Regions from separate parts of the Mus musculus genome. Here regions 1, 2 and 3 are each linked to region 4. Evidence: chromatin loops called from intact Hi-C (ENCODE). Cell type or tissue: gastrocnemius. All regions are shown on one strand.

What was found. A loop is a pair of places that touch in the nucleus more often than their neighbours do. Peaks named below come from ENCODE experiments on the same cell type or tissue, not always from the same donor. Only the 100,000 strongest peaks of a DNase experiment are listed, where the experiment ranks them.
Region 1: it touches region 4 in a loop (5-fold over the local background); 12 of 42 quality-filtered maps call a loop at or near these places.
Region 2: a loop joins it to region 4, with 2.9 times the contacts of the local background. A loop is called at or near these places in 13 of 42 quality-filtered maps.
Region 3: a loop joins it to region 4, with 2.2 times the contacts of the local background. A loop is called at or near these places in 5 of 42 quality-filtered maps.

Annotation. Positions count from the first base shown.
Region 1 is chr13:34,184,079-34,192,078 of GRCm38, reverse strand. All of the region lies in intron 9 of Slc22a23 (solute carrier family 22, member 23), which reads left to right. Among named protein-coding and RNA genes, the nearest start is that of Gm52037, 9.8 kb to the left of the region's middle. In gastrocnemius, a CTCF peak has its summit at 4,417 (motif pointing left); a DNase peak (open chromatin) is centred at 4,401; H3K4me3 peaks cover 255 bases; H3K27ac peaks cover 1,932 bases.
Region 2 is chr13:34,859,644-34,867,643 of GRCm38, reverse strand. It overlaps the pseudogene Gm8231. Among named protein-coding and RNA genes, the nearest start is that of Gm36839, 12 kb to the left of the region's middle. In gastrocnemius, a CTCF peak has its summit at 3,024 (motif pointing right); a DNase peak (open chromatin) is centred at 3,016.
Region 3 is chr13:34,722,511-34,730,510 of GRCm38, reverse strand. No RefSeq gene overlaps it. Among named protein-coding and RNA genes, the nearest start is that of Fam50b, 8.3 kb to the left of the region's middle. In gastrocnemius, CTCF peaks have their summits at 3,216 (motif pointing right) and 4,458; a DNase peak (open chromatin) is centred at 4,184; H3K4me3 peaks cover 1,221 bases; H3K27ac peaks cover 2,385 bases.
Region 4 is chr13:34,789,639-34,797,638 of GRCm38, reverse strand. No RefSeq gene overlaps it. Among named protein-coding and RNA genes, the nearest start is that of Fam50b, 59 kb to the right of the region's middle. In gastrocnemius, a CTCF peak has its summit at 3,550 (motif pointing right); a DNase peak (open chromatin) is centred at 3,575; H3K4me3 peaks cover 601 bases; H3K27ac peaks cover 3,350 bases.

The sequences.
Region 1 (8,000 bases), 610 kb after region 4:
CTGTCCTCAGTTCTGCCCCACCTTGGCTGCAGGACCAGGGTGTGGTGTGGCATGCAGGGCATGATGGCTGCCTGACTCACAGTCTGATGATCAGTTCCACCCTGACTCCCAAGGCCAGGTAGGAACATAACCCTAGGTCCCATCAAGACAGTTACCAGAGACATGGAAACAGGAGCTGCTTAAGGTACAAGAAACGTGGCAAGGGATAGAAAGGGGGAAAGATAAGAAAATCACCCTTGCTCCAGTCCACTGAGAGACTTGGGAAGAAAGGATTTTTTTTAAAAAAAGGTATACATGCCCCCAATAATCCTAGATTCTCAGGAGGCTGAGGCAGGAGGGTGGAGACTTCTCAGCCTACACAGGGAGACCCCATTTCAACAAAAGTTGAGGGCAGCAGATATAGTTCAGTTGTTTGTCTGGCATGCAGAAAGCCCTGGGTTCGATCCCTAGCACTCCATAAACTGGGTGTGGTGGTACATGCACCTGGGAGACAGAAGCAGAGGTTCAGGGCCATCCTAGCTATACAAAAAATAAAAAATAAGAAAGATACAAGGTTACATAGAACCTTTTTGGTTTTTCCTCCTGGCCTAAGAAGCTAATCACTAATCCAAAATTGTATCAACGATTCAGTTAATTAAAAAAGGTAAGTGAGACAGCACAACCCCAGACTGGGTAGAAGTGTGCCTTTCCCTAAGCTCAAAGGGCTTAAGTGTTTGTAAAATATGATTATTATCCCTGCGTGGTGGCCCATGAAGCACAGCATTTAATCCCACTGTGATTGTATCATGGTAAAGTTATAATATTTGAAAGAGCATCACTTAACTGCGTCCCCTCTACCACGTCCCTCTTCCTAACACAGGTTGGATGCTCCTACACTAAAAATCTGACATCTAAAATACTCCTAATCCCCAACATGGTTTGCTTGTTTTGACATGGCTGCAAAAAATTTTACACCCTGAAATTCTGTTTCATGGGCAAAATTGTTTTAAATATTGTGTAGAAATGACCTTCAAGTTCCACAAGCCGTATCTAAGATGTAAACAAGTCTGTATTTAGACTTAGATCTCCTCCCTCTCCAAGATATTCCATGATATATATATGCAGATATTACAGATTCATAGGTACAAAATCTACAAGCATTTTGAGTTAGAGACCTCACCTGCACTTGGCATTTGTTACTTACTCAAGGGCTGGCTGTGCTTCATGTCACACTGAGATCCTTATTGGAATATCATTAGCATTTCTAGTGCACATGCTTTTTTGAAATTGTGAGTGTGGGCAGTTATTCAGCTGTGAGCTGAAACCCAGAAGTCAGCATGATGACACCCTTCAGAAGAACAAGCAGACCTTCCAGTTCAGATGGGACTCAGAGAGACTAATTATTTTAGGCCCTCTGGTGCTGGGAGGACTTGGGGAGCAGGTAGGCAGGTCTGTGGACTTCCCTCCTTGCTGACAACAGAATTTTCTCATGACCTCATTTTGACTCATTCCCTTGAATTTTTACAATATAAACCAAGGCAGCTGGTTACTGGTCCCTGTTATAAAATGTCTCATCGTTGTATATTTACAAAAAAGCAATTGGGTGTTGAGTAAGTCCTCTAGTTCCCTGCCTTCTGCTTGAGCTAAGGTGAGGTAGACTAGAAGCTCCTTTTGTGCCTGCAATTGCAAAACACTGAAGGAGTATAGCACCTTACTCTTTCCCCACCAGTTAAATTCCCTCCTTTATAAAAGAATCCACGAAGACAATCTCTCAGCTAAAGTGCAAGTTGCTACTAGTCCTGGCTTTCTCATAGCCACTGGCAGCCATTGCATGACTCTGGGAGGGCACCCCATAACTCTGGCCTCCCTGTCAGTGTGCTTAACAACCCAGAGTAAAAGAAATATGATATCCTCTTCCTCTTTGATGCAAATCTGGAAAAATTATTAAGGGATATAATTTGAACAAATACGTTCTAAAGTCCACCTTGCCAAGATGACAAACTAGAAAAATATTTGGCCCTCGGTGATGTTTTGTACCTGCAGTGGTTGAAAGGAAACTGTGGCCACTTCCAAGCCAGGCTTGGAAGAGTCTCCATGGGAACTCTTCCCACGGGTGGTTTGTGCAGCATTTTCTTGCAAATAAACCCATGAAGAATTCCCATGAGAGTCCCAGGATAAACATGCTGCTTCCCTACTACCCACTCCACACAGAAACACCCAAGATGATTGAAGGTGTGGTCCACCGGTTTCCTCTTTCTTATGAAAGTCTTACTCTGCTCTACACTATGTTGAAAAGAAACCTTTTGAAGGAAAAACAACAGTGTTCTTACTCAATATCGCTCCTATTACTTTGATAGAACACCATGACCAAAAGCAAGCTGGGGAGGAAACCATTTATTTTGTTTATGCTTCCACATCATAGTTCATCATAAAGAGAAATCAGTATAGAACTCAAACAGGGCAGGAAAGGGAAAGCAGAAGCTAATGTAGAGGCCATTAAGGGTTGCTGCTTACTGGTTTGCTCCTCATGGCTTGCTCAGCCTGCTTTCTTATAGAATCCAGGACCAGCAGCCAAGGGATGGCACCACCCATAATGGGCTGAGCCCTCCTCCATCAGTTACTAATTAAGAAAATGCCCTACAGACTTAGCTGCAGCCTGGTCTTATGGAGATATTTTCTCAGTTGGGATTCCCTACTCTCAGATGACTTTGGCTTGTGTCAAGTTGACATAAAATTAGCCAGCCCAAACTACAAAAATTAAGGTGCCAGGAACAAGAGACATATACCAGGATATGTTTTCTACACAAATTCATGATAACCTCTTTTCCTGTGGGTGGTAGAGACTAAAGCAACGGTTCTCAACCTGTGGGTTACAACCCCTTTGGGAATCACATCTTAGATATCCAGCATATCAGATATTTATATCATAACTAATGACAGTAGCAAAATTACAGTTATAAAGTAGTAATGAAATGATTTCATGGTTGGGGGTTACTACAACATGAGGAACTGTATTAAAGGGTTGCAGTGTTAGGAAGGTTGAGAACCTCTTGGCTAGAGTGAACCTTGTCTCACCAAATTTTGTTCAGACGATTACAGGGAGCCACTTAGCCTTAGCCCACTGATGTTTACACTAGCTGGAGAGCAGCTTCCACAACTCCTACCCTAGGCCTTAGACATTAGTTAAATGGAAGGTGGGCTGGGAAAGAGAGGTTTCCATCCTTTCATAATCTCTCCCCTTGTCTTGGGCAGAAGTGACAGGAATTCTAGGATGATGTAGATGTAGCCAGTGGCTGTTTCTGTTGGGGTGGGGGGTCATCTTTTCTCTCCACTGTTATTTGGAATCTGAAAACAGGAACTCCTGTAACCTACAGTGACTTCCTTTACCCACAACAATGGGACAAGGGAAGAGAAAGGGCAGCTGCTGGTGATGCTGACAAGCTGATTCAAGGTCAGCAAAATTCCTCACAAATTTGTGGAGCCCCAGTCACAGACTGTCTGTCCTTGCCTTGTGCACCATCCTAGCTTCTTATCCACTAATTACTATTTGCCTGCTGTTCAGGTGGCTCCATTCTTTTACTATAGTCCAGATCATCTGCATCAGACTGGCCTTGAGACCTTCCCCTCTGAGCAAGTTCCCTATGTCTGTCTTCTGCTCTACTGTTGCCTTGAGACAAGATATCACACAAAGAAGGATTTGCCAACCGTCCACTGATGGATAGCATCTGTTTATAGAAATGATGCAAGTGAGTGTAGCTCAGTGCTACAGTGTGTAGTGTGTACTGATCATGTACACAACCCTGGGTTCAATCCCTAACACCCATACCCAGTAAACTATGCCTATTGGTCATGTACAGTTCTTACCATTAACCCCTAAATACAGCACCTATTTACACAGCATTTGCATTGTGTTAACATTATGAATAATGGTAAATGATGCAAACAACATGTAGGCCCCATGCATTACCATAACATTTTCTATAAGATATTTGAGCATCTGGGAGTCCTGGTAACAGCCCTCCTAGATACCAAGGAAGAAATATATATATATATATAATTCCACAAATTGCAATTCATGTTATTGTTTGTACCTGGATAGTTTTGCTAGTTCTTCACTTCTGTGCCAATGAGTACAGTATTTGCTTAACTTCACAGAAATTCAATCAAGGAAAGCTAGAAACATAAAGGAGGAAGTAAAACCTAGGAAGGGGTGTGTTCATATTTTTGTATGAGTTGATGGTTCACATTTATTTCTGATTCACACTTCGCTCCCCCTACTGAGGCTGCCCATTGGCAGTGGTCAGAGAGTTGTTACCCAAAGTAAAGCTATCGGGTGGACAGTGACAATGCCATGCTTCTAAGAAACACGGAAGCCTAACTTGGTTTGTGTGGTGAAGCCTCACTGCTATATAAACATGGGCATAGGCTGCCCTCTAGTGAACTCCCAGCGCAACAGGAAGGAGCTCTGACCAGTCAGCCTTTTAGAGGGAAATGAATGTGACACCAAGCACAAGAAGATCCCGAGAGACTTCAAAAAGAAACAAACAAAACCAAAACTGGCATGCCATTTTTCTTACAAAATTGTCTGTAATAATATTAAATCCAGGAAATCACTAATAGTGAAACATAAAGTATTTTCATAGGAAAAATAAACAAAGACATACAACTGTTTCAAATATGATTTAGCAACAGGACATGTGGGGGAAAATAAGTCACTATCTGGTGTCACCATGCGGACATCCTTGAGTCTCCAATGCATACCTAGATGCTCAACAAAAATCAGGAGGCAGGAAATAAAACCTGAGGTGCTGGGGGTGTCGCTCGTAGGCTCTCACCTTGTAGCCCAGGTTGGCCTAGACTGTCCACATTCCTTGGTCTCCCAAGTGCTGGAATTACAGGGCATGCTACCACATGAGGCAAACTTTTTTTTTTAAGTAGAAATGCTTCATGATAGTATGAACCATATACCCACAAACAGAATCATTTAGTATCCTAGAGTATCGAGTATTACACATTGTTCTATTTGCTGTCCTTTAATATAACTGGCAGTGCAGTAGGTCTGTCTATACCAGCACCACTACAATCATGTAGAAATGGGTTGTGCTGTGATCTCTGTGACAGCCACAGCTATAAAATCCTCAGAGATGTTTCACTATAATCCTACAAGGCCACTGCTATATATACAGTTTGCCACTAGACGGGACTGGATTCTCTATTACATATGTATATAAACATACTCGAAATCATATACATATGCCTATAAATTAAATGGGCTATAAATCAAACATATTTCAGCCAATATTGTTATTAATGTGATATATTACTTTGTTATTGTTCACTTGGTGTCATGTGAGACTTGCCTGAGGCTTAGCGGCTTCACACACTTCCTACATGGGGGGCTGGCTGTATTCTGCTTTCTTGCATGGCAACTCTAATGGGCAGAGGCAAGAGAAAGCAAAACCCAGAGAAATACAATCTTATCAAAAGTCTCAATCAAACAGGTCCCTGATACACCCCTCCCATCCTGTGACTTACCGAAGGGGCCAGATTTACCAGAAATTCTGAATGGCTGTTTTGGTATTATTCACCCGACAAATGGGCCAAATCTCATAGCTCTCTGACCCATGCCTGTGGGTGAGCTGGCCTTTTTACCTAGGAAGTCATTGTGATCTATGGCCATCCAGTATTTATTACATGCAAACTGTGAGACAGCTGATATTCCAGGAAATAATCCTTGCCCCTGACAGGTGCATGGAAGAGCAATACCAAAAGGCTCATCATGAGCAAATGTTGACAGAAAGATGCCAATGTCTTTCAAAGGTGGTGCAGGATACTACTTGGGAAGACTGGTACCTGGACAGCACTAAGAGCAAGCATATCCCTCCTCAGTGCACCCCTTGTTGGACCAGCACTATGACTTCCTAGGTGGCTCTTTTTAGCACTCAATTGTTTTTTGTTTTGTTTTGTTTTTTAATTGTCTTATACAAAGTACTGAGGACATGAAAGTGTGGGGAAGAGGTTCCTTAGCCAAGCCTGGTCATATTTAACAAATGACTTAAGTTCTATGGCTTATGGTATCTATAGGTCAGTGACCTGGGCAATGCTTACCTGGATCCTTGCTCCAAGCCACAGTGCCCTGAGGCAGGATTTACCTACAGGCTCAGCGGTCATTGGTAGGATCCAGTCCTTCATGAGTTAACTGGGGCCACCTCATTTCCTGCTATGTGTACCCCAACAACACAACAGTTTGTTTTATTACACTCAGAGTCTCTCTACCCTGTTTGTGGAAGAGACATCTCGTTAACTCTGCAGTGCTTTATGGGCACGGATTTATTAGAAATTATTTCTTCCAGCCCACATATAAGGCAAAGGTTAAGAATACTGGAAGGTGGAAATTATCTTAAAATTCTGACATAAAGTCAAGTAATGCCCAAGGGCCAGTTGACCAAGTCTTGGCCAGTTGCTGAGAAAATACCAGAGACTACAGATTGAGCAAGATTTGGTCTTGCCCTTGAGCACCTCTAGAGCACAGACACACACAGACATATACCATGAGGATACCGTCTGCCAGAGGGAGGACTCGGAGAGGTCTGGACCTGCTCCATAGCTTGCTTAGCCTGGATTCTGCAGAGTCCAAGGAAGCCAACAGGAGCCACATGAACTGCCTGGCAGGCAGTGAGAGCACCAAGTCATGTCTCCTACATTAACCCAGGAGTAGTCTGAGGGCCTTGCCCTTATAAGAACTACTGAGAGGACCATGAGCAGCCATGGTGATGTGGAAAGGATGTACAGTCTCTGGGAGCTTGCAAAGAAGAGGTGAGGCTGGCAGCTGCCTCACTCTGACTGTGGGGTAATGGGGATCTGTAAGGACAGGCCTCGAATCCAAAGCTGGAAGAGTTTGAGAGTTAATAGCTTGAGTGCCATGTATGTGATATAGAATTCATCCATTTAGATTTCCAGTTCCTCACCCATCAATTATAGACCACTTATACCCTCATGCCCCTTTGCAGTTTCACCCTCCTAGCCCCAGGCAATCACTGCCCTGCTTTCTGTCTCTCTAGATCAGATCTTCAGACATTTCATGTGAATGGAATTGTACAACAATTTTCATGGTGTAACATGTCAGTGTCTCATGCCTTGAAAGGCTAAGCAATATTCCATTATATCTGGATATGCCACATTTTATTTATCACTCAACAGCCGATAGACATTTGGATTGTTCCCAGTGCTATAAGGCATAAACATTTGCTTGTAAATGTTTGTCTGTGCATATGGTTTTACTTGTTTTGTACATGGAATTGCTAGCTATATAAAAAATTGTTTCCTTTCAAGAGAATGTCTACCTGTTTTCCATCCTGCTCCCAGGAGGCTATTGGAGAACTCCAGCCCCTCTAGGATCTCACCAACATGTTGTTCTGTCTTTACTCCAGGCTTTCTCAAAGGTGTTTTGAAGCCAAGTTGAGTTCAATAGGACATATCCTTTGTCAGAGGCAGGCTTTGGAAGCATCTGCCCCTGGCTGTGTGGCTTCTACTTCTGAATTATGTCTTCTGAAGGGTTTTTTAAAAACCTATTAATTTTGATTAAGTCTAGCTGGTCAGCTTCTGTGCTGTGGCTGCATTTGTAAGAAATCCCAGGTGACCCAAAGTCACAACAATCTTCCCTGATGTTTTCTGGGACTCAGTTTATTTTGTGCCTTATGAAGGGGGCTCTGCCTTCATTCGTTTGCACTCAAACTACCCTGCTGCACCAACACTGCTTGTTGTACAGCTGCCCTTTGCCCCATGGTGTGTGTCTTTGTTGAAATCCACTTACCATAGGTGGAAAGACCTGGTTGTTCCTGAAGTCCACATCCCTGTATATTCTCCCTGATGTTCTTACAGGTAGGCAGGCTACTGTATTCCTCCTTCTGAAGATAAAACCACCTCAATCTGTCCCTTGGGCCTGGGGACTGGGGACCAGGCAGTTTTCTGGCCCATTACCTGAACACTATGGTCTCACCCCAACACTGTACCTCTTTCTT
Region 2 (8,000 bases), 70 kb before region 4:
GTATGGGTTTGATTGCTGTGAAGAGACACCATGACCATACCAGCTCTTATAAAGGAAAACATTTAATTGGGCTTGGCTTACTGTTTCAGAAGCTTAGTCCATTATCATGATGGCAGGAAGCACGAGAGTATGTAGGTAGATATGGTGCTGGAGGAGCCAAGGTTTCTACATCTTGATCCTAAGGAAGCAGATCTTGAGCATACATACATATATACATATATATATCTCCTTAAAGACCACCATCACAGTGACACACTTCCTGCAACAAGGCCACCACCTACTCCAACAAGGCTACATCTCCTAATAGTGCCACTCCCTGTGGCCAAGCACCTATTTAAACCCATGAGTCTGTGTGGATCATATTCAAACCACCATAGTAGGAAAGATTTATTTGGATCAGTCTCATAGATTTCGAACACTATCTTGGCTCCTTGATTCTGGGTGTGTAGTGAGGCAGAATGTTAAGGCAGAGAGAGTGTACTAGAATTAAACAATTTATCTCACTATATCAGAAGTAGGGAAGAAAGGGGGTCGGAAGAGACAGACAAGGAGTAGGCAAGAACAAGATGCCATCCTCAGGGATCAACTTCCATTACCTAGGCCGGGCTCATTAAGTTTCTCTTTCCTCCAATGAGCCCATCTAACTGTGAACCCTTCAGTAGATTAATCATTTGATGAAGTGAGAGTGCTCAGGATCCAGTTAGTACCCCCAGATTCCCAGGTAGCAACCACACCCTTTGCACATGGTTTTTGGGGAGACATTTTAGCAGCCAGTATATCTATTTGTATGTTTGTTTCTGTTTTACTACACTACAAATGATTTTGTGATTAGACTACGTTTCTTCTATCATTTTGTGCCTAGGTTTTGGCAATACGGAACACAGCAGTAGGTAATCATAAAATATGTTGGGGGAAATCATGGAAGAAGTTAAGAGCCTTGATTATTGTGATGTCATTGAAAACATGGAGGTCAAAAGTTCACCTTACCACACATACAAAACCCCCAAAAGAATTAAAAACAATCAATTTAAGGAGAAGGAAGGCTCTTTCTGTTCCCAGCACATCCATGGCTTATGGTCCCAAAAAAACACTTGAAGTGTGTAGCTGCTCCAAAACATTGGATAAGTTGGCTGACGTGTTTGCTCCTCATCCATCCACTGGTCCTCACAGGCTGAGGGAATGCCTGCCTCTCATCATTTTCCTAAGGAACAGAGTATGTATGCCCTGACTGGAGATGAAGTAAAAAAAGATTTGCATGCAGCTATTCATTAAGATTGATTGGAAAGTCAGGACCGATATAACCTACCCTGCTGGTTTTATGGATGTCATCAGCATTGACAAGACCAGAGAGAACTTCCGTCTGATCTATGACACCAAGGGCCGCTTTGCTGTTCATCATATTACACCCAAGGAGGCCAAGTACAAGTTGTGCAAAGTGAGAAAGATCTTTGTGGGCACAAAAGGAATCTCAAACTGGTGACCCATGATGCTCGTACTATTCGGTACCCTGATCCCCTCATCAAGGTGAACGACACCATTCAGATTGATTTGGAGACAGGCAAAGTAACTGACTTCATCAAGTTCGACACGGGGAACCTGTGTATGGTGACTGGAGGTGCTAAATTGGGAAGAATTGGTGTAATCACCAACAAAGAGAGACATCCCAGCTCTTTTTGTGGTTCATGTGAAAGATGCCAATGGCAACAGCTTTGCCACTTGTCCTTCCAACATTTTTGTTATTGGCAAGGGCAACAAACCATGGATCTCCCTTCCCTGAGGAAAAGGAATCCGCCTCACCATTGTTGAAGAGAGAGGCAAGAGGCTAGCGGCCAAACAGAGCAGTGAGTAAAATGGTCTCTAGGAGACATGCTGGAAAAGTGTTTACACAAGCCTTTCTAGGCAACATGCTAGATCAAACAGCATGATGAAACTGAAGAAAGAGAGAGAGAGAGAGAGAGAGAGAAGCCGGCATGTAGGTACTGACATCAGTTGAGGCAACAGACTCAGCATCCAAGAAGTCTTTTTTGTGTTTATCTTATCTCAGGAAGGTTTTTGTTTTTGTTTTTAACTTGTGGTACATACCTGCTATTCTTCATAAATTTTGTTGAGAACTGATTAGACCTGCTCATTCCAAACATCAGGTTACTTGGCCTTCCCTAAGAGAGATTATGGGCACAGCCAACAGACTAACTAGGAAATCCCTCAAACATTCACTTTAACTATTTGTTCCATTTCGACTTCAAAAAGGCAAAACAGCCTGGCGGTGGTGGTGCACGCCTTTAATCCCAGCACTTGGGAGGCAGAGGCAGAGGCAGGCAGATTTCTGAGTTTGAGGCCAGCCTGGTCTACAAAGTGAGTTCCAGGACAGCCAGGGCCATACAGAGAAACCCTGTCTCAAAAACAAAACAAAACAAAACAAAACAAAAACAACAAAAAAGGCAAAACAAACGATTGAGCTGCAGTTTTAGATACTATTATCAATTTCTACCTTTCTGTGTATAAATTGGCTAGATAATGTAATTTAATATAATATATAATAATGTGATAGGTATAAATCTATGTGCTACAAAGATTTTTTTTAATTTCTACTTTATGCACATGAGTGTTTACTTGCATGTATGCCTGTGTGCTATGCTTATTGAATACTGATGAAGACCAGAAGAGGGTGTTGGAGACCCCAGAAATGGGGCTGTAGATGGTTGTGAACTGCCATGGGTGTGCTAGGAACCCGACCTGGGTCCTCTGCAAAAGCAGCAAATGCTCTTAACTGCTGACCCACGTCACCAGCCCCCTGCAAAGATTATTTTGTAGAGCGATTACTCATTTAAGTAAATATCAAATATCAGTAAGGTTTGCAGCTCAGTTCTACAAACGCTCGTTGTAACCCTCATATCTCTTAAGTGCATTGTTCTAAAACATCTACATGTAAAGCTAAGAACAGTTAGAGTACGTTGTCTATGGCAACTGAGCTTGCAATTGCTGGCAATTACTGGAGCTTTGGTGTATCTACATACATCTTCCAGCAGAGGGCAGTAAAGGACCAGTGTGATGTTATCTCGTAATCTCAGCACCCATTGGCCTATCTTGTAAAATTGGAAATATTCAAAAGAAGGGGGAGAGATGGTACACAGTTACAGTTTCCTTCATTCCTAGGTTGCCCTATATGGTCTAATGTGGGTTTTATTATTCCCTGAGGACTGAACTATCTGAGAGCCTGTTGGTTAAATGTTTGATCTTGAATCAGCAGTAAGTGTTTGAGTTCTGGAAGTTTGCTTTAAAGGCAGAAGGCTGTGGAAAGATGACTTGTGTCTTCTGAGCCTGTCATTCTTGGATAGAGACTTTTTACTTTAAGAAGTCTCTACTTGGAAGCTGGTAAAGCATAGAATAGGCCATTACTCTGTGGCAACTTGTATTCTTGTATTTTTTTTTTAACAAAGTCATGTACATTTATATACTGACTAATTTGTTTATGTTCATCCTAAAGCTAATTAAATAAATACATGTGAATATATTATTAATATTACTTTCTCAAATGGCATCTCAATTCATTTAAATGAATAAGTAAAATAATAATATTGAAGGGTTTTTCACCTCTTTTGGGGGGGGGTTGGTTGTTTTTGGTTTTTTTTCAAGACAGAATCTCACTATGTAGTTTTGGCTAGCCTCAGACTCATAGAGATCCTCTTGCCTCTGTCTCCCAAATGCTGGGAGTAAAAGCATTCACCACTATGTCTGAATTTGTTTCACTTTCTTTTAATCCTCACAAATTGGTAGTGGTAATTGGCATCTCTGTTGATGGTTGCTAATTTGCCTTTGTTAAGTTTTCTTACTGTTACCTTTGCCTGTATAGCTCTATTGACAAGATTCTCTTTTTGAATCTGCCATGGCTGTATTTTTACTCGCTGAGTATTTTGACACAAAGAGTGGTAATTAATCAGTATCTTATTTTCTCCAACTTGAAAAGTAGATGCTTAATATGGCCAGATTTCTTTTTTTTAAATCTTTTCCTTTTAATTAACCTGTATTTTAAGAAAAATTTAATCTGAGATTGTTATTAGCTGTGATTTGAGCTTTTTAAAGACATACTTCAAGTTATACACAGAGGTAGAGATCCATAACCTTAGGGTTGGGACAAATTCTTATCAACAATCCACATGGGCCTTTGTTGACACCCTCATATTAACAATCCATGCAGGCCTGTGCTTGCCTTTCACATATTTAATGATGCTGGTTGAGGATCCCTGAAACTGCTCCCCCATTCAACAGGCCCAACCTCTCTTCAGTCTTTGGAACTTAACACAGGCTTCATGCCTCCTTCCTTCCTTTCTTTCTTTCTTTCTTTCTTTCTTTCTTTCTTTCTTTCTTCCTTCCTTCCTTCCTTCCTTCTCTTTCTTTCTTTCTTTCTTTCTTTCTCTCTTTTTCTTTTCTACCATTATTCCTTTGACTCAAAGAATGAATTTTTCATCTCTGTTTCCTAAAAATATTATTGTTTTAAATCTTTTTTATTTTAGTTCTTTTTAAGACGAATCATTCTATATATAATCTTTCAAGACGGTGTGAATCTTTGGATACCGTGCTATTCTGTGAATTTGCCAGAATTTATTTTTCATTCTTCCTCTAATAAGCATTTAAATAATCTCTTATCTTCCATAAGTATGCATAGATAGTTCTAAATATTTTGCAGAAGTGTTGGTACCAATGTAAACTCTCCTGGAAAGGATAAGAGATTCTGTGATCAGCACCACTGTACCATATGACCAATCTGGTCAATAAAGCTATTCAGGCAAAGGGATCAATAAGAGAGCCAGGCAGTGGTGGCACACGCCTTTAATCCCAGCACTCAGGAGGCAGAGGCAGGCAGATTTCTGAGTTCGAGGCTGGCCTGGTCTGCAGAGTGAGTTCCATGACAGCCAGAGCTACACAGAGAAACCCTGTCTCAAAAAAAAAAAAAGAGGAATCAATAAGAAAGCTTAACAAACACAAATGAGCAATGATCAGGAGAGATATTTTCATTTCAAAGAGGGTCAAAAAATTATCTGATTTTGTCTCTGCTGACTTTTTTTGACACTAGCAAGGATTAGATTTTCTCCATATGTTTATTCTCGTCTTGCAATGACCATTCATACTTTTCGCCTATTTATTGCTCTTTTTTTGTCTGTTCTTTATTAATTTGGAATTCTTTGACTATTGATATTGTCAGTTATATGAATTCTAAATGTGTTTTTATTTGTAAAAAAATCACACAAATATATTTTGATATTTGATATTACAACAAAGTTTGTAATTTTAACATTTATGATGGCTATAATTGAGTGTTGAAGCTCAAACCTATAATCCTAGCACTTTGGAAACCTGAGCTCAAAGCCAGTTTGAGCTACACTGTAAGTTCCAGACCAAGTGGGCTACAGTGTGAGATGCTCTCTCAAAAGAAAAAACAAAACAAAACAATAAAAATGGTTAATCTTGATTGTCAATTTGATTGGATTGAGGCACACCCAAGAGAGTACTGAAGCACACTTTCTGGCTGGATCCAAAAGTATCTCTATGGGTCACTAGAATCATGAGGGCTCTGATCTAAGCAATGTTTAATCTAGTAATAGGTTCAAAGTTAGGGGAGTCTGCTGTTTCCAGCTGCCAGTACATAAGCAGCCTCTCCCATAGAGATGCACTCCCATGACATTCTGCAAGGAAGCCAGAGAGCCACAGAGCAGATACTCTGAAATCTGGGAACCATAATAAATCCTGTCTCTTTTGAAGCCATTTACTTCATTTGTGACAGCTTTGTAGACCACATTTCTCATAAATTCACCAGGCTTATTCCTATTTCAGAATCCACTGTGCTTTCTGATCCTCAGCCCTCTTTTGCACCATGGTTCACCTCTCTGGCACTCAGGTTTAGCTCAAGAACTCATTTTCAGGAATCATCCAGTCTGAAGTCTCCTCAGACTCTTGATTTACAAGCATCCCTGCCTGTCCCGGTCTCCGCAGTCTCCGGCCTGCGGCATCATGAACGACATAGACACCAAGTCGGGTTCACGCAGCAAATTTACTTCGGGCTTTTTCTTTTACAGCTCTCTTCCCCAGCAGTTTCTTCTTAGGGCAAGGGCTAAACTACTCCTATTATAACAGCTTCTCTTACTCTACTTCTACTCACGGCAAGGGCTAAAACTACTCTTATTCTACTTCTGGCTTCTACCTAGGGCAAGGGCTAAACAACAACTCACTACTAGAGCTGACTCACCTCTTTCTAGCTCCACCCCTCCTCATCCAATCAGAATTCACACACGCTCCAGGCACGTGCTCAGGTCGTTCACAGATAGCAAGGCAGTAAACAAGTGGGTTTCACCGGGCCTGCTGACGCACCCCCCCCCACCCCCCCACCCCCCACCCCCCACCCCCCCCCCCCCCGCTTCCCGCACCTGCCCTGTTTCATTTCCCTTTCACTACTTAAGCCTCTACAGTATATAACTTCTTCCATTTTAGTTAAGTTTTCAGGTTAGTATCCAAAAGAATGAGTCTTATGAATCCATTTTCATACTTCTATCATTATCCTTCTGTCCTTCCATCATGACCTCACCTTCCCTACTGTTGTGTTTTATAGAAGAGAGAGAGAGAGAGAGAGAGAGAGAGAGAGAGAGAGAGAGAAGAAAAAAAAAGGGAAAAAGAAAAGAGAAAAAAGAAAAAAAGAGGAGGCCAGGATATGTTTCACAGAGAGTTGGGTATGGTGAGGTGGGAGGAGTGGCCCAGCAAGCCCAGCTGAGGCATCCCTTTCCCCTGAGGTATCAGCCATATGATGGATATAGTATGGAATAGAGTTTATTTAGTGTGTGGGAAGATAGTAGAGATAGGGGAGAGGAGAGGCTGGCCAGGAACATGTAGTGAGACAGGGGTGAGTGAGAAGAGGTCAGATTGAATAAGAGGGCAAGGAAGGGGCAAACAGCCCCTTTTATAATAAGCCAGGACTACCTGGCTGTTGTCAAGTAACTGTGGGGCAGTGCCTAGAAGGAATTCTAACCTGTGAAATTCTATTTTATTTTAATCATTGGCCACCAAATTAGATATGAGTGGTAAAACATCAGGGATTTTTGTTGGCAGCTGTTTCCCTAACATCTGACAGTATTCAGCATGATAGACATATAATAAATATTTGTTTTATTAATCTCAGCATTGTGAGCCCATAATTTAGCTTCTTTGACAAAAGAAGCTTTAGTTTTTTAAAGTGGATTTATCCAAATATTAATTGTTTTCAGTTATATTTAAACCAAAAAAGATTTATGTCCACTGTAGTGCTACCCCTGTTTCAACCATAAGACATATTTACATTAAACCCTTAATTTAGGACTTAAATGTATCCAACAGACAGAGACTGAATCTACACACGGAATAATTCTCCTTATGAACATTTTAGGGCCAACAAGATGCCTCAGCAGATAAAGGGGCTTGCCTCATAAGCCTGATGGCTTGAGTTTTATCACCAGATCCCACAGTAGAAGGGAAGAATCAACTCCTGAGAGTTAACTCTGACTTCTTTACATGTGCCATGGCAGGAATGTTCCTCCACCCCCCCCCCCCAATAATAATGGTAATAGTAATAATTTTAAAAGAAAACTTTAGGCATTTGATTTGTTTCCACAGTTGTTAACAAACTTTGTTTTTTTTTTTGGGGGGGGGGGGTGTCGTTTCAAGACAGGGTTTCTCTGTGTATCCTTGGCTGTCCTGGAACTCACTCTGTAGACCAGGCTGGCCTTGAACTCAGAAACGCACCGTGGTGGTGGCGGCAGTGGCGCATGCCTTTGATCCCAGCACTTGGGAGGCAGAGGCAGGTGGATTTCTGAGTACAAACATTTAATTTAATAGAATTAAAGAATCTTGCCTGCACCAAAGAAAAAGGCTGTGTCTTAGTGGGATGTTTCTTTCCGGTTTTGGAAAGGAATCCCTGCCAGCAACTCTTTGTCATGGTGACGCTGTGTTCTCGGTCAGAAGGTAGGATCTGGTTTCCT
Region 3 (8,000 bases), 67 kb after region 4:
GACTAGCACAGAAGAGGAACAGAGAATGTAAGAGTCAGAGGAAGGATGAAGTTTTATAAAATGCTGTTCTCTAAGCCCAATAGCCATTCCTATACTAATCAGAAAAATGTGATTACCTGCAAGTCACCCTCAAGACTGGATCTGATTACATTATCTGATGGAAGGGTCACTATACCCTTGTCTGAGATTCCAGCCACCTCTCCCTCTTGAAATCCCTACTGAGCTGCATATAACTATGTCATAGCTGCATGAGATTTCTGGAGGTGCTAGAGTATATTGAGATGAAAGGTTACCTGAAGGGGAGACAACTTCAGAGAAGCCTTCATCTACATTGGGACTTTTATTGGTGATACAGTTGTTTGGGAATCACTGATGCTTTATAAATAACCCATTACCTATACCCCTGCATGTACGCCTGACAAATTTATTGTCACCAAACTAGTCTTGGGCAGGGTTACTAGTTTGGTGTGTTGCTGGTACCTCATCTGGGGAAAGTTAGCACAGCATAAATGATGCAGTAAATTTATTTTTTAGGCAAATAATATGTTAAATGTCATATATTTAATAAATACCTGTTATCTCCATGTTCACATCTTTCCTTAAAAACTGCCTTCATAATGTCCCAGGCATATAGAATTTGGATACAGTATCCACACTGATGACTGACTCCTAACTTCTTTACACACTCTAAGCTCCTGTGACTTACCATAGACATGCCCACATTTCATGATCCTATGTATAATCATCTCTTGGTGCTTGACTAAGACAATGAACTATGCAGGTGTGGTACCATGTATAGTAAGCCCATCACAGAGTGATACATATCAGAAAATAGCTCTTATGCAAGGCATCCAGTGTCATCAGATTTATAGAGATAGAAAGTTCAGCTGTGGTGTCTAGGGCCTGTGGCAGGGAAGGAATGGACTGAGAGCATTATTAGATACTGGGGTTCAGTTTAGGAAGATGAAAAACCTGTGGAGATGGGTGATTGACAGCTGTTCAACTGTGTGACTGTGCTTAGTGTTACCAAAGCATTTCCTTTAAAAAATAGGTCTTAGATGTCAACTGATGGATGGATACAGGAAATGGGACATCTGTATAGATCAGTGAACGGATATAACACATTCATATAGCATAGATGAGCCTGGGGGACATGAAGGTGAGTGAAATAAGCCAGGTACAGAGCTACAGTCACTTCATGCTCTCACTCATACATGTATACCAAAAACGTGATCACAGGAAAGCAGAGTCTTAGAGGGGCTGGAAGGAGCTGTGGAGAGAGGGTGGATAACGTACATACTGCAGAAATTTAGCTCTGTAGGAAAAACAATGTCCAGTGTCCTGTAGCACACAAGGTGACCAAGTGGACATGACTTAATGGAATGTCTTAAAGTCACCAGTAAAGAGCACTTCAATTTTCCCCAGCACATGGAACTGATAGGTATATAAGGCAAGGAATCATTACACACTGTCTATAGTTGAGTGTGTACAACCTTTGGCTTGAGGATAGTTATATGGTCTGCATAAAATTATATACTTATTTGAAAGGGTTTTTTTTTTTTTGCAGTTGTTTCCTTTGTAACTTGACAAGTGTCACCTTTGTAAAAGACAACTTTGTATCCTAGTGTCAAAAGGTTGGACATGTCTGCACATATATTGAAGTACTACATCATGCCTCATAAATATGTGTCAATTAAACATAACTTTTCCATTCATGAAACTCTATCTCATGTAGGCCAGGCTGGCCTTGAACTTATCATTTCATCAACAAGGACCTCGAACTCTTGTTCTTCTGCTTCCACTTTCCAAGTCCTGAGATTACAGTTGTACACTACCACACCTGGCTGAAAGAAAAAATTGTTTTACAAAGTGAGCAAGATTGAAAACAAAGGGGCATGAAGTACAAACACAAATGATCTTGTCTTAAAGGAGATTTTGCTTGACACGTGTCAGACGCTGTCAGGAGCTACCCTTGTGTGCACACAGCACTCTCGCAACTGCAGTAGGCTTTACCAACAATGCACAGCCAAACAAGTTATAAGCAGAGGGACGGTGAGTGCCATGAATATTTGCCTTGATGACAAATAAAAACAAAAGACTTACTTGTAACCTGCAGCTTCTCAGTTAAAAACGAGCATAGCTGGGCATGTGGATGTAGTTGGTAGAGCACATATCTGGCCTTGGGTTCAATCTCCAGCATCACACAAAGCTGGGTGCAGTAGCAAACACTTAGACAATTGGCACCCAAAGTCGTGCTCAGTTATACAGTGCGGTTGAGCTCTTCCTGGACTACAGAGATCCTGTCTCAACAAACAGATGAAGCTTGCTTCCCTGAGAGGATATGGTGTAGCTTCCAGAGAAGCAGATGACATGGGCAGACAACACTTGAAGCTTACAGGGTTCATTGATCACTTGAAGAGGGACCTGGAGTTCTCCATGAAAATGAGCAATTATCTGACTTGGATAGGCTTCTGGGCGGAGGAGCACGTCCATATTTAGACATACAGATGCTGAAAAATATCAGAATTCAATGATCAGAACATTTAATATGTAACTATTATCTACAGGAGAGACAGAGAGACAGAGACAGAGAGAGAACAGTTAGATATAGACAACCCAGGCCTGACCGATTTTCTTTTTTAAAACAAGCAAACAAAAAACTAGCTAATATTCCTAAGTCAAGGCAAGCCCAGGTCCCAAGGAGACATGTAGTTGCAACTGTCATACCTGTGGAATTATGGGAGATCTGTTCTGACAGCAGATGCAGCTGTGGATCCAAGCCCCAGAAATACCTAAGGGTGGTATCCCATGGTGATGCATGTGCTTAGACTGCATATGTTTTGAGTTGTAGATTTTCATATCACACCAGCGTGCCTCTAAGAGCCATGAATGCCAAATTCAAACACAATCTTATATCATTACACTAAACCACCCATGTTATTTCTGAAACATGAACACACCTTTTAGCAATGTATTTGTTTGCTTATGATATTGTACTCTTTACTTGAATATAAAATGCCCCCCCCCACCCCGCTGTGCTTTCATTAGCTGGTATCTGGCTGGTGGAGCTTTTGGGGAGGGGATAAAAACTCTAAGAGGTCCCAGTCGGAGGAAATGTGTCACTGGGAAAAACTTCTGAAGGCTATTCCTGATCCCTGGTCCCTTTATAAATTATGTGTATATATGTATGTGTGCCTGTGTGTGGTTATGTACATGTAAGTGCCGCTGGGAGCCAGAAGGGGGCATCAGAGCCCCTGGGGCTCACAGTTGTGAGCCACTGAGATGAGACTGAAAATTGAGCTAGGGTCTTCTGCAAGAGAAAAATATGTTTTTAACTGCTGAGCCACCTCTACAACCCCCTCTTCATCTTTCCTTTCTACAAGACATTGATACTTTATTTTGAAAATTATTTTAAATTATGTATATGGGTGTTTTACCTGAATGTGTGTGTGTATGTGTGTGTGGTCCCCACAGAGGCTATAAAAGGGCATCTGATCCCCTGGAGCGTGAACTACAGAGGGTTGTGAGCCCCTTGGTATGTACTGAGAATCCAGACCCAGTCCCTCTGTAAGAGCTGCCCGTGCTCTTGGCCACTGAACCATCTCTCTAGCCTTAAGCCGCTGAATATTTTAGTTTCAAATCTCTGTATCCAGACTCTTGGTTAAAGTACCTATTAATGATTTTGCCTGAAGACAGGGGCTTCAAACTGCAGCGGGACAGACACAGGAAAACCTAACCCTGATCATGGTGTGCTGTCTACTTCATAATAATCTTAAAACACTCATCTGGGTTTATATCCAAGAAAACCTTTCCCTAGAGCGCATAGTCTATGTGTGCTAAGAGTCAGAAGTCACAAAGCCTGCCTCGGGCACAGTGAGTGTCCAGCATGTCACATGAACTTACTAGGGTCTGATCTGGGAGCTAAACGTGCAGCTGAATCAAACCAGATGGCGTGAGTTCGTTCTTTCAGGACCATGCAACGCGGTCCAATCTGCAGGAAGAGAGCAGAGTGGGACTTATTTTGATTACACTTGGCTCCCACATTTTCGACTCCAGACATTTTCGGAACAGGGTAATGAGCCCCGGAGTCCAGCGATACTGCTGATATGATTCACGGCTCCTCAGGAGGAAAGGAGCAGGAAGCAGAGGAGCTGGCTGCTGTGTGGTGAGGTCATCCCTTTGGCATGCTGCGCTAGTCCTGGAGAAAGACAAGGAGAGACAGAAGCTATTTGGCTTCTTGGCTGGCTCTCAAATCTTAGCTCTGAGGGCCAGGAAAGGGTGAAGAGTCGGTATGTGGCCACTGTTGCCAAGGACGCAAGAAGAAACGAAAGAAGGAACAAAACCCTTCATTTAAAATGCCAGTGGAAAAAAAAGGCTCAAGACAAATACCAAGACACACAATGTGCTTTTATTAAAGCAGTTTTTAAAAATGAGTTTTGGAAAACAGCCTCCTAGTGGTTATAAAGGTCCTCCTGACTAGAGGACACTTGAGAATTTGGCCACATGGATACAAACACTCATGGATTGTTTGGTTTTTGCTCCTGCCCATCAGACAGGAGCTCCTGTGCCTGGGCTGACCACCTGTTCCTAGTCCTTGGCTTCTAGCTCATAGGTACTAGGGTTACAGGTGAGTGCCATCTTACCCAGACTTTCAGTCTGCTTCTTAGTGAGTGGAAAACTATGTATGCTTATCAAAGAAAGAGGATGATGGGGAAGACGAGGATAACAGGGAAGATGCTCTGTTACATGATCCAGCGGCAGATATTTTTGTTTGCTTCATTTGGTGTTTGCTTGTTTGTTTAGCCAGACTTGCTGTGCCACTCAACTGGAATCTAAACTTGGAATTTTCCTGCCTCAGTTTACAAACTGCTGGGATCACAGGCATGCACCACCACACCCAGCTTTGGTGGGGATATTTTTAGATGACAAGACGTGAGGAGGCTCACGCCTCACCCAAAGTCAGCCAACGAAGGTTGACATTAGAATGAAAGGCCAGCGTCAAGGGGGACTACGCACTAAGTACACAACTGATGTTACCAAACAGCATCAGCATTAGCAAATAAACAGGCCCAAAGCAGGGACAGTTAGAGTAATTATTAACTCTTGGATCTAGCTGAAGGGCCCATATGCAGCAGTAGCAAGTCCAACTGGCTTTTATGAAGCCTATTCTATTGGAACACAGCCTTTATGCTACAGCGGAGCTGAGAAGCCAAGACCCAGAGTCTGTAGAGGTCAAATGTTTTGCTGTGTTTTCAAAACAAAACAAAACAAAACAACACCATTGCCTGATCCCTGGTTGAAAGCAAGCAATATACCAGAGGAAGTCTCAGGGTGTTGTCCCCCCTCCCCACTGACAGAGCCTTCAGTCCACCCACAGGGCAACAACCATCTTCCTGTCCTGTCCCCCTCCTACCTCCCCCCTCCAGCTGCATATGAGCCTGATGGATGAAGGTCTAGTTGAATAGAGCAGAGGTCACTCATTGCCTCTGTTCTCAGCTTCCTGACAGGTCTCACAGCTGGGCTGTGTTTAAAGGTCCTCCAGATCTGTATGTGCCTCGGGCTAACACTTCCCTAACCAGCAGCTCTGTTACAGTGCAAGGCAAAGAGAGCTCACTACTGCATGCTTTCTCAACCACAGACCGGGAGCTCTATGAATGTGATTTTAATTACCACAGGTAATGTCTTCCGGATTGCTAAGCCATTGAGCACATGAGCTTCTCCTGTTCCTGATACAGATCACTCAGAACTGCAGCCCAGCTGGGTGGGACCACACATGAGGGTTTCTGCGCAGCTTGGCCCCACTTCAGACCAATTATTCTTTTAACATTTATTCTACATTTATTAGGTGGGAAGAATCAGATTTTACTGTGAGAAACTCTGTACAAAGCTTTCTTTCCAGCTTGCTTTGAATACAGCACAGCATTTACACGTACTATGTTTGGAGTTGATTGTCATATTCAACTTTTCCAGGGCTTGAAACTGGGCTACCAGTGGAGAGCTGCACACACAAAGAAGTTAAGTAACCAGTGCTTATTCAAAGTAGATTTCAAAAATATTTTCTCTTGGCTTTCACCAACTCCAAAACATTTCCTGGAGCCCTCAGTGTCTCTGGTGTTTTCTCTTCTGCAGTTCTTCAGATACTACTTGGATCTAAATGGAATACTTGAAAATGTACAATAAAAGAAGCCACCCAGGCCCAAGACACTCATCCACACGGTATACTCAGTGGCCATGGAGTCTCTGCAGCACGATCCCTTAGATGTGAGAGAGTCAAGACTCCTCTTTCCATGCCTCTCCCTTGGGAAAGGCAACCATGTTCAGGGAGTCTTGCCTCCTTTCCCACTTAAGAATATCAACAACTCTGGTGCATATATGATGGGCTTATATTTTACCATTTATTCAGAGTCACACACACAGTGTTGAATTAACAGACACCTGGGTTATGATTAGTTCCAATAAGAGTAAGCAGAGATGTGAGCTCTTGCTTAGACAAGAGTTTGGACCTCATTATGTAGCTTAGCATCCTTACATACTTCCCCCATGTAGTTAGCATCTATACAGCCCTAGGGGATAGATGGCCTGGAAACAACCATCATCATAGCAGTGCCACCTTCACAGGGAATGCAGGACCAAAGGAGAGGGTTGTCTGTGTCTTGTTCACTCACTGTTGCACTACAGCTCCCAAGAAACTAGAGCAATAAGTAGGTGCTCAATTAACACCTGCACGTAAATGAATCCCGTGAAAGCAAACTAAAGGCTAGATTCTCTGTCACTTTATTTAATCCTGGTAAGAACCAAGAGTGAAGTACTGTTATATATGTTCAAAGGGTGAGAAAACACCAAGTTCTGATGGCAGCTGACTCACTCAAATACAGAGAAAAAAACTAAGTTCAACCAGGCCAATTTCACCCAAAGACTTGCCCTTTGGCCACAGAGCTATGTGGCTGGTGCCATTAGGGAAGCAATCCTGGCATTCTGACTACTCAGGTACAGAGAGAAACCATCAAATTATTCCCAAAATATTAATTACCATGGAGAGCAGGTTCAAGGCTGTTTATAGGGCAATGGGAGGTGTAATTTCCTTCTACAGATGAAGACTTTCCAGCAGTCTTAGCATGGCCATGACAATGAAGGGTGGCTTTGTGGGACATGCTTGACCAGTAGAGGTGGGCATGGGCTGGTACTACATAAATTTGTCCACAGGCAAGCTCTATTCCTCTTGATCTGCATAGTAAGGTGCTGGTTTTGTTTGTTTGTCTTTGTTTTTTGGCCAGTATCTCTGTGAGCAAAGAGGATGAGCTTCACCCTGGACAGGGGTGCTACAGTGAGTCTGTGTGTATGGTGTGTGTGTGTGTGTGTGTGTGTGTGTGTGTGTGCGCACACACACACTCTATGCTCACACACATACATGAGAGGACACGCCAGCCCCAGGACAGCAGTCAGTGCTGGCCACCTCAATGCGGTGCAACTGTAAGCATTATTGGTGCTCTGATGCCGACTCCTAGGGTGGGCTGGGTGGAGACTGGTTAAAGATGAAGTCTTAGGCCCTGCGCCCAAGGCATGGCAAACCAGGGACACCTGCTCCTTTGTGAGTTCCCCTGGCTGTTCTTATACCACTGAACGCTGCGAGCCAAGGTCAGGCGGATAGGGTAAAGATGGGGCTGGTGTTCACCGTTCACTTTTCAGGTTGTTGAGGGGCGTGTCCTTCAAGGGGATGTAGCACTCCAGCCCTGTCTCTTGTTCATTTCTTGGCCATGATATAAATGGCTTTGTCTCTCTGCATGTTGCCTGCCATGACCTGTTCCATCACCCAAGACCCCAAACAGCGGGCCAACCAACCACAGACTGCCAGCTGGAATATAGACCTTTCTCTTCAAATTGGTCATCTCGGGTATTTGTTGTAATGGTAGAAAACTGCTTAACTCAGTCTCTCACTTATACTGTGACTACTGCCACTCAGCAAACACCAGCTATGGTATCCTCTCCTGCCCTGGCCCTCC
Region 4 (8,000 bases):
ACCTGTAGCCTTAAACTTTGGTGTAGATAAAAATCCATCCACTACTCCTTCAAAATGCAGCTCTCCATAGTAGTGTGTCAAGGTGGGGTGTAGGTTGGGGCGGTTCCTGTCATTCTGGCTCAGTGATTCTGGAATGGGACCTGGAGATCCTGTCTCCCCCAGAAGTCCGAGTGGTTTCCACTGGGCAATGCAGGAAGCACACTCTAGAGCAGCCTTGTGCTCTAAGTTTGGAGCTTTAATCCATTAGTGCTGGGGTACCAGAACACTAGAGATTGAGTCATTTGCAAATGATATGAAAGTTCTTCTCAGAGTTCAGGAGGCTGGGAAGCCCAAGTTCAGGGCACTGATAGGTTTGGTGCCTGATGAAAGTTATTCTGCGCTTCCAAGGTTGTACATACTTACCCATGCTCCGCAAAGGGCAAACCCTGTGTCCTCTTGTGATAGAAGGCACAGAAGAATAAGACAATGTAGGGGGCGAACTCCCTGCCTCTAGCCCTTTAATAAATCCTGTCCACAGCCCCTAGCCCCCATGGTCTAATTTCTTGCTGGGTGCCTGACCTCTCAATAGTGTACCATCAGAGATTTTTAGCATGAGTTTCAGATGGACACAAATACCCAGAATACAGTTCTTGATCATTCTAGTTTCTTCATTTTTTTCAACACACTAGCAGAACTATACGAACTGAAAGTGTGCTGTTTCTTTGTTCCCTCTCAGTATCCGTGTGTCTGGGGTCAGGACGGAACATCACAGACTGGAAACCTCAAACATTAGGTCTTTACTTCCCCATCCTCCTGGGGGTCTGGCCACTCAAGGTCAAGGTGTAGACAGGGCTACTTGTCCCAAGGTTTGTCTCCTTGGAGAATCTTGAAAAGACCTTTGTTGCAGTAAATGTTATTTGGGAGTTTCTACCCTACCTTAGATCATTTGGCTTCTGAATAAAAGACAGATACCAACCCTCTTTGCTAGTTTGTCTACTTTCTTGTCAGTCACCCTGAGATATCATTTGCCATGTTCCACCTGGGCCACTCCCATTCCTCCAACGGGCCGACCCTCATGGCTGTGCACTCACAATCCACCACCCCCATGGCACCTTTCTCCTTTGGAGATTACTTTTAATGTGGCTCGACCTCCCCATACAGTCACATGACTCCCCTCCTAGTGTGTCTGTGTCCTGGTCCTCTCATCTTATAAGGATCCAGTCACCTTAATGACTTCAATCAACCTACCTCTTTAGTGACCCAAACCAACAACCCCTTTAAAGCCCCTATCTCTAAAGCAGCCTCATTCTGAGAGACTAGAAGTTATAGCTTCTAGCCAGACCTTTGGTGACGGTGTGTCACAGCTCTGTCAATTACATGCTATGACAGGACGTTCAGGAAGAGGTCTCTTCCAGGGCAGCTGAGGCCTTGGCTTTGGGATCCTGGTAAAGGTACCTCGGTCATTTCTGTCATAATATCCTAATAGCCTAAGAAACATGAACTAAAGATATTAAAAATTATAGCCATGAGTGACGTCAGGCAGCACAGAGGGCCTTGGTGGGACAGGAAGAGGAAACAGAGAGACGGCTACTTCCTTCCAGAAATGCCTGTAGACTAAGGATTGAGAGGGGCTCCAGCAGGGTTGTGGTCCCACAGCCTTACCTCTAATTCCAAGTTGTGTGCACATTGTGGCGACTTCCTGAGCTGAGTCGCTATGATTTTGAGGCTTTTTGTTTGTTTGTTTGTTTTTTGTTTGTTTGCTTTTCTATTTCACTGCAAGAAAAGTAGTTTAAAAGGATTTTGTCAATCCATAGACTTCTGGAGAATGTGGTAACACTTGGCCTCTATAATTTACCCTTCCCCAGGTCTGCTTCAGGGTAAAGCACAATGTCTCCCTCAAAGTCCACTGCCTGTGTATTAGGTACAGGGAAGTAACAGCAGCGAAACTTACCACCAATTATTGTGAACTTACTTATGTTGCCAGGCACTGTAATCAACCCATCTTATATCTTATATTACAATCTGTGTGGTCTGTGTCATTTCATGGGTAAGGATGCCTCCATTTAATATTTAACTGAAGCCATTAAGGTAGTGGCTAGGAGATGAGGCCTTAAGGAGTACACAGGTCTTAAGGGTGAGGCCCCAAAGGGTTCTACAGACCTTTTTTTCATATGCAAAGATACAGTGAGAAGCCAGCAGTGCTGGTCATCTCTGCTGCTCTTCTCCACTCTCCAGAAGCAAGAGAAAGAAGTCTCTGTTGTTAGAAGCTGCCACAAGATGCCTGGCTCAAATCCTCTCCTAGACGGAACCTTGCCCAAGGAAAGTGCGGCTAATGAGGCAGAGCAGGGATTCAAAAACCCAGTTCCCAAAGTACCCTGAGGACACCTGCTTATAGCTTGCTGACACTCGCACCCAGCACTGCAGGCAGAGTTGCCACAGCACTGCTCGGCATCTTCACTGGGTGGCTACATTCCTGAGAGTTAACTTCTGGAATTCAGCACTGCCTCCTCATGGTCTCCATTGGCCAGACTACCTATCTTAGACCCAAATAACACTGCCTTAAAGGAGAGGTATTTTATTCTTTCTCTTCTTAAGATAACATTGAAACAGTAAGTCAGAAGACAGATTCTACCAAAGTCCTTACTTTCAGATGTAGTACAGAACATCCATTATCCTTATACACAACAACGAAACCATCCGAGATTCTGGTTTCAGGGCCAGGCAGGAAGACCGACCATGTAAGCGAGGAACATGGAGTTTATGAGCTCATCCCAGGACAGAATCCAGGAAAGAGTTTGAAGGATGGTCTGCGGGGCTCTCTAATCTACCCCACGTAGACTCATCTGTGACCTGACCTAGATGCACACACCAGCTTCTTCCTGTCTAGCAAATCTGTGCTGGAGTTTCTGTCACCTTTGTTCATCAAGCAGGTTCTTATATAATTTTGTGTTTCATTTTGTGCTCTTGTTGTTCCCTGAGTTGCCCTGTAAACATTCCTATTGGAAAATTCCAATCTGTCTCAGATGAAGTAAGAGGAAAAGCCATGTGTCCACACCCAAGCCAGCCCAGCCAAGGAGAGCAGAGGGCCCTTCCAGAACTGGCTTTGTCAACGCGGCCACTGTGTGGCTCTAGCTGGAACTCATTGGGAGCCTGGGGAGGCTTTGAGGGGGTTGGACATTTGGTCTCAGAGGCTCTGGAGACTTTCATACATGGTGGCAATTGTTGTTCTATAGAACCCAGACCTTCTCTCTAAACCTCCAACATTTTTGTTCTTGTTGCTGCGTGTTTGAAATCACAATACTTACTCAGCTTCATATCTGTCTCTGACTCCTTACGACTCAGGACTTCAAAGCATAAGCAAGACTGCTCATTTCAGCATCTCCAGTGCCAAGGTAGAGAGAAACATACAATCAAAAATGAATGTGTTATTTTGTAAATAAATAGTGTGACATTGGGCTCTTAAATTTTTGTTGTTGTTTAAGCTCCAAAAGAATGTTGAGAATTATTCTTTCACAATGTGTTGCTTGGATCCAAGTAAGTGAGAAGGGATGTTGGGGGGGTGGTGCCCTACTGCCACTGAGAAATAGCCTCTCCACCAGGTGGCGCTCACCTCTTGGTTCCTGCCATTAAAAAAAAAAAAAAAAAAAAAAAAGCTGTCACTTCAAAATCACTCCAGAACAACTAGGGTGTTGACTTCCTTGAAACCCAATTTGTAAGTTCTGAGCCTGTCTTAGAGATGTGACTACTTTGTTTCCCTGGGGACAGGGACCTGGTGAGGCTAGACACCTTTGACGCTGGAGTCTGGTGAGCCTGTAGAGGGGATGTGACACACATCTTCCTAAGTGGGTCCTGGCATACGTGCTTAGGACAGTGACAAGTGTGACTGGTTTGAGTAGCTTGATCTGTTGCATATTTTGGCCTTGGCAGTAGGACTGATCAGCTTTTGTGTTCCTGCAGTGGCCCATTGACACCCTGACCTGGTCTCTGTAAACATGAGTTTTGTACTGAAGAGAGGAAATTTACAGAGGAAAGATTTTTGGTCTATGGAATTTGTGAAAAAAAAAAAAGTTAAAAAACAAAACAAACAAGAAAACTCCAGACAAGTGTCCCACATGAGCCATGAGGAGAATCCTTGAATAATCTTTTCTGTTTTTTTCCCTTCCCTTTGATTGCTTACGGGCTGGTGCACTTTCTCTTAGACTGGTGCTGTTATCAGAAATCAGTCTCCTTCAATACGATCTCCCAATGTGCCTCCACACTCGATTACAGCACACGAGGAAAACCCCAAGGATGTTAATTTGGACCATTGACAGATCTCTGGAATCTTTGGGTCACCTCAGTTCTCACCAGCTTTGAGACATCATGCAGTGGGCAGTCTCCCCACTTCCTCCTTTCATACCACAAGGCCAGGTCCTCAGAGGCTGGACACGGCTCGTTTTCTTGAGGGAGCACTTTCATTTCCTATGATGCCTACAGAGGAGACGATCCCAAAGTTCAAAATAAGCAGTTTTAAGTGGTTTGTAATATTTTCAAGTGTTGCCACTAAATGACATGAACCTGTTATGTGTCTGCAGCGCTGGACAGTAAGTGTGTACTTCCACCCAAGTTAGTCCTGCTGACAGCCCTCTTGTGCCTGTTCTGGAGAGAAAAAATGAAGATTTGAGAAGGCAGTGATTTATTACAAAGTCACGAGGCCAGTATGTCTCAGACTGGTATTAAAGCCTCTGTGACAGTCACTCTGTGTCCGTTGCTAGTTCTGGGTGCCAGGCCCTGCCCTGGATATTAGGAACACAGCAGGAAACAGCATCTACCAAAGCTTCACCCTCATGATGCTTACAGTCCAGTGGGAAGTGGGAATAGGCACGTGTGGTGTGAAATGGTGTGCCAAGAGGTTGTGAGATCTCAGGGTAAAGAAAGTAGGTAGGCGGCCACCCAGGGGCTCGAGAGGCTTGCCTGACTGGTGCTGCAGCTTCTGCTTATGAGGTGGAAGTCATTATTTCATACAGTGATGCTTGCTCCCCTCTCTAAGGTTTTACCTGCCTTGGTATAAGTTATGTAAAATCCACAGTACACAGAAAACAGTGAAGGAAAATCCCAGAGAGAACAAAATTCCACAGAAATTTTTTAGTGGCAATCTATTTATTAAGATTGTTCTGCCATTAGATGTTATTGGTAACCCTTGATCTTTGTCTGGCTTATAAACTAAGCTTGATTGCAGCCGTGTACAACAGGAGACAAAATAGCATGTGCAGGACTTAAAACTGCCTGATGTTTCAAGAGCAATTAGGGCCATTTCTGCGTGGATGAAGAATGGTAAATATATTACTATAGCTACCATGGTCCCCCATCACACTAACCTGAGTAGGGAAACATGTCTGGTCTACTGTGCTTAATAATATCAACATACAGAAGAAGGATCTTCAGTACTTGAGCATGTGGTGAGTTCTTTAGAGTTAACCAACCCAGGAGAATCCTTCTGCAACGTCCCAGTGGTTAATTCCCTTTCACAGAAGGGCTGCACTTCCTCATAGTGTTGCTCTATAGATGCGGTATAGCTTTAAACAGACGCTAGGGCTGCATTTGAATGGAGGTATGAACATGGGGATTGATTCATGCATACTTATGGAGGAAGAGCTTGAAGCAGAGGAGAAAGCCATGCAAAGGCCTGCTAGGGGTCAGGCCTGATATACCCCTGGGAAATACTGCTGTCTGCGCTGACCTCTCTCTCCAGTCTTCAGGCACGTGGCTTATGACAGCCTGCTCTGCAGGTGCTAGATCAAATCAGAGCCTGGACTCTTGTGCTACGCTCGCATACTAAATATGTTAACCCACACAACCATCTAATAATGTTTAATACTTTTTAAGGGAGGCCTTTGATTATTCTTTTGTTTTATTAGCAAAATAAAATTATTCCATAATAAACATTTAGAGTAGCTTTTATAAATATAATCATTTGATTTTTTTAAACTGTCTGATTAACAAATAAATCTTCCCAAAGACTTCCTGAAATGTGATTTAAAAGTCTTGAGGTATGATACATTTTCCTAAAATGTCAATGTAAGGTCCCTGTCCTAAATATCCAAATATTTAACTATTCAATCGTACTTTTTTTTTTTTTTAAGATTTATTTATTTATTTATTTATTATATGTAAGTACACTGTAGCTGTCTTCAGACGCACCAGAAGAGGGCATCAGATCTCATTACGGGTGGTTGTGAGCCACCATGTGGTTGCTGGGATTTGAACTTCGGACCTTCGGAAGAGCAGTCGGGTACTCTTACCCACTGAGCCATCTCACCAGCCCTCAATCGTACTTTTTAAATTGCATGTTTGATCTGACAAGCTAGCATCCCTTTCCAGCATCCTTCCCCACCAAGTCCACTTAAACATAGCAAACACAAGAAAAAGATTAAATATCCATAAGTTATTGTCTAACCCTGACACAAACATAGACACAGATAGAAACACACACACACACACACACACACACACACGCACACACGCACACACCTACACATACCTTATTTATTTTTCTTTTTACACTTAGTTCAGCATCTTTTGAGATTGCAAGTTTCTTAGTTTCTTTTCCCATTGCTGTGATTAAGTACTTTGGCAAAAGCAACCGAAGCCCGAAATTCAAGGGAAACACAAGGAGGTTGGAGCTTGAAGAGGCTGGTGTCATTTCAGCCACAAGCAGAGTGTAATGGGTTGGAGAGATGGCTCAGAGGTTAGGAGCACTGACTACTCTTCTAGAGGTCCTGAGTTCAATTCCCAGCAACCATGTGGTGGCTCACAACCATCTGTAATGGGATCTGATGCCCTCCTGGTTTGTCTGAAGACAGCTACAGTGTACTCATAGAAATAAAATAAATAAATAGATCTTAAACGTGTAAAAGCACTGCATAGGTATGATTACTCTAAAAGAGAAGAGTCCAGGTGTAACAAGGAATGATGAGACCAAAGAAAGAGCAAAACTCAGCAGGACAAAGATCAAACTCTACAGCTCAGGGTCTGCTTGTGATGGAACTGGCTGTGCTCCAAAGGGCTCCCAGTACACTCTCAGTTTGGATTCTCTCATTTCGTGTAAGCTTTCATTTTCTCAAGTTGTAAGTAGGTCCTTGCCTCCAAGGCCCCTTTCCTACTGCTCCAATGCCAAATGCTGCGTTTCTGTTTAATGGCACTAATCTCCTCCACAATTGTATCCAGGTTGTTTTCTTTACACTTCTGGTTTAAAACCTCATGCTCCTCATATACCTTTCCTCCACCAAACAAAGTAGTCCATTATCTGTAAATTCAACTGCATTCAAATTCTCAGAACGGGCAGAATGATAAAAACACCACATGAATGACTCTTACCTGTCTCCTCGTGGCATCTTGCTCCCCTTGAAACGTCATAAGCCAGGATCTTGCTGACTGTTCTTCCCTAAGATTCTTGCCTTCCAAGCTTCCATCAGAACGGCTTGACTAAGCTGTGCTTCCAGGTCTTGAGGGCTTTTCTTGACCAAAGTTACAAACTCTTCCACATTTCTCCCACAACCCAGTTCCAAAGGCCCAAGATATGGTTAGGTTTATCATATCAATGAACATATAGTTGAATTTATTTTAGCAATATCCGCACTTTTTGGTATCAGTTTCCTTTTCTTGTGCTGTGATAAAATACCTTGACAAAATAGACTTAGGGTTAAAGGGTTTATTTTATCTCATAGTATAAGGATACAGTCCATCATGGTGGAGAAATCAAAGTGGAGATTGATGTGTCAGGTCACAAAGTGGCCACAATCAGAAAGCGGAGAACATGAATGCATAGTTATGTTGAGCTCACTTTTTTCCACTTTACAGTCAAGGATCCCCTGCCTAGGTAATATAGCCACACAGAGTGGACAGGTCTTCCCACCGCAATTAGCACAATCAAGATAACCCCCCATAATCATGGCCAAAGGGCTATTTCCAAGGTGGTTCTACATCCTGTCAAGTTGACAAGAGGCAACAACCATCACAACAGGTCAACTGTTCACGAGAGA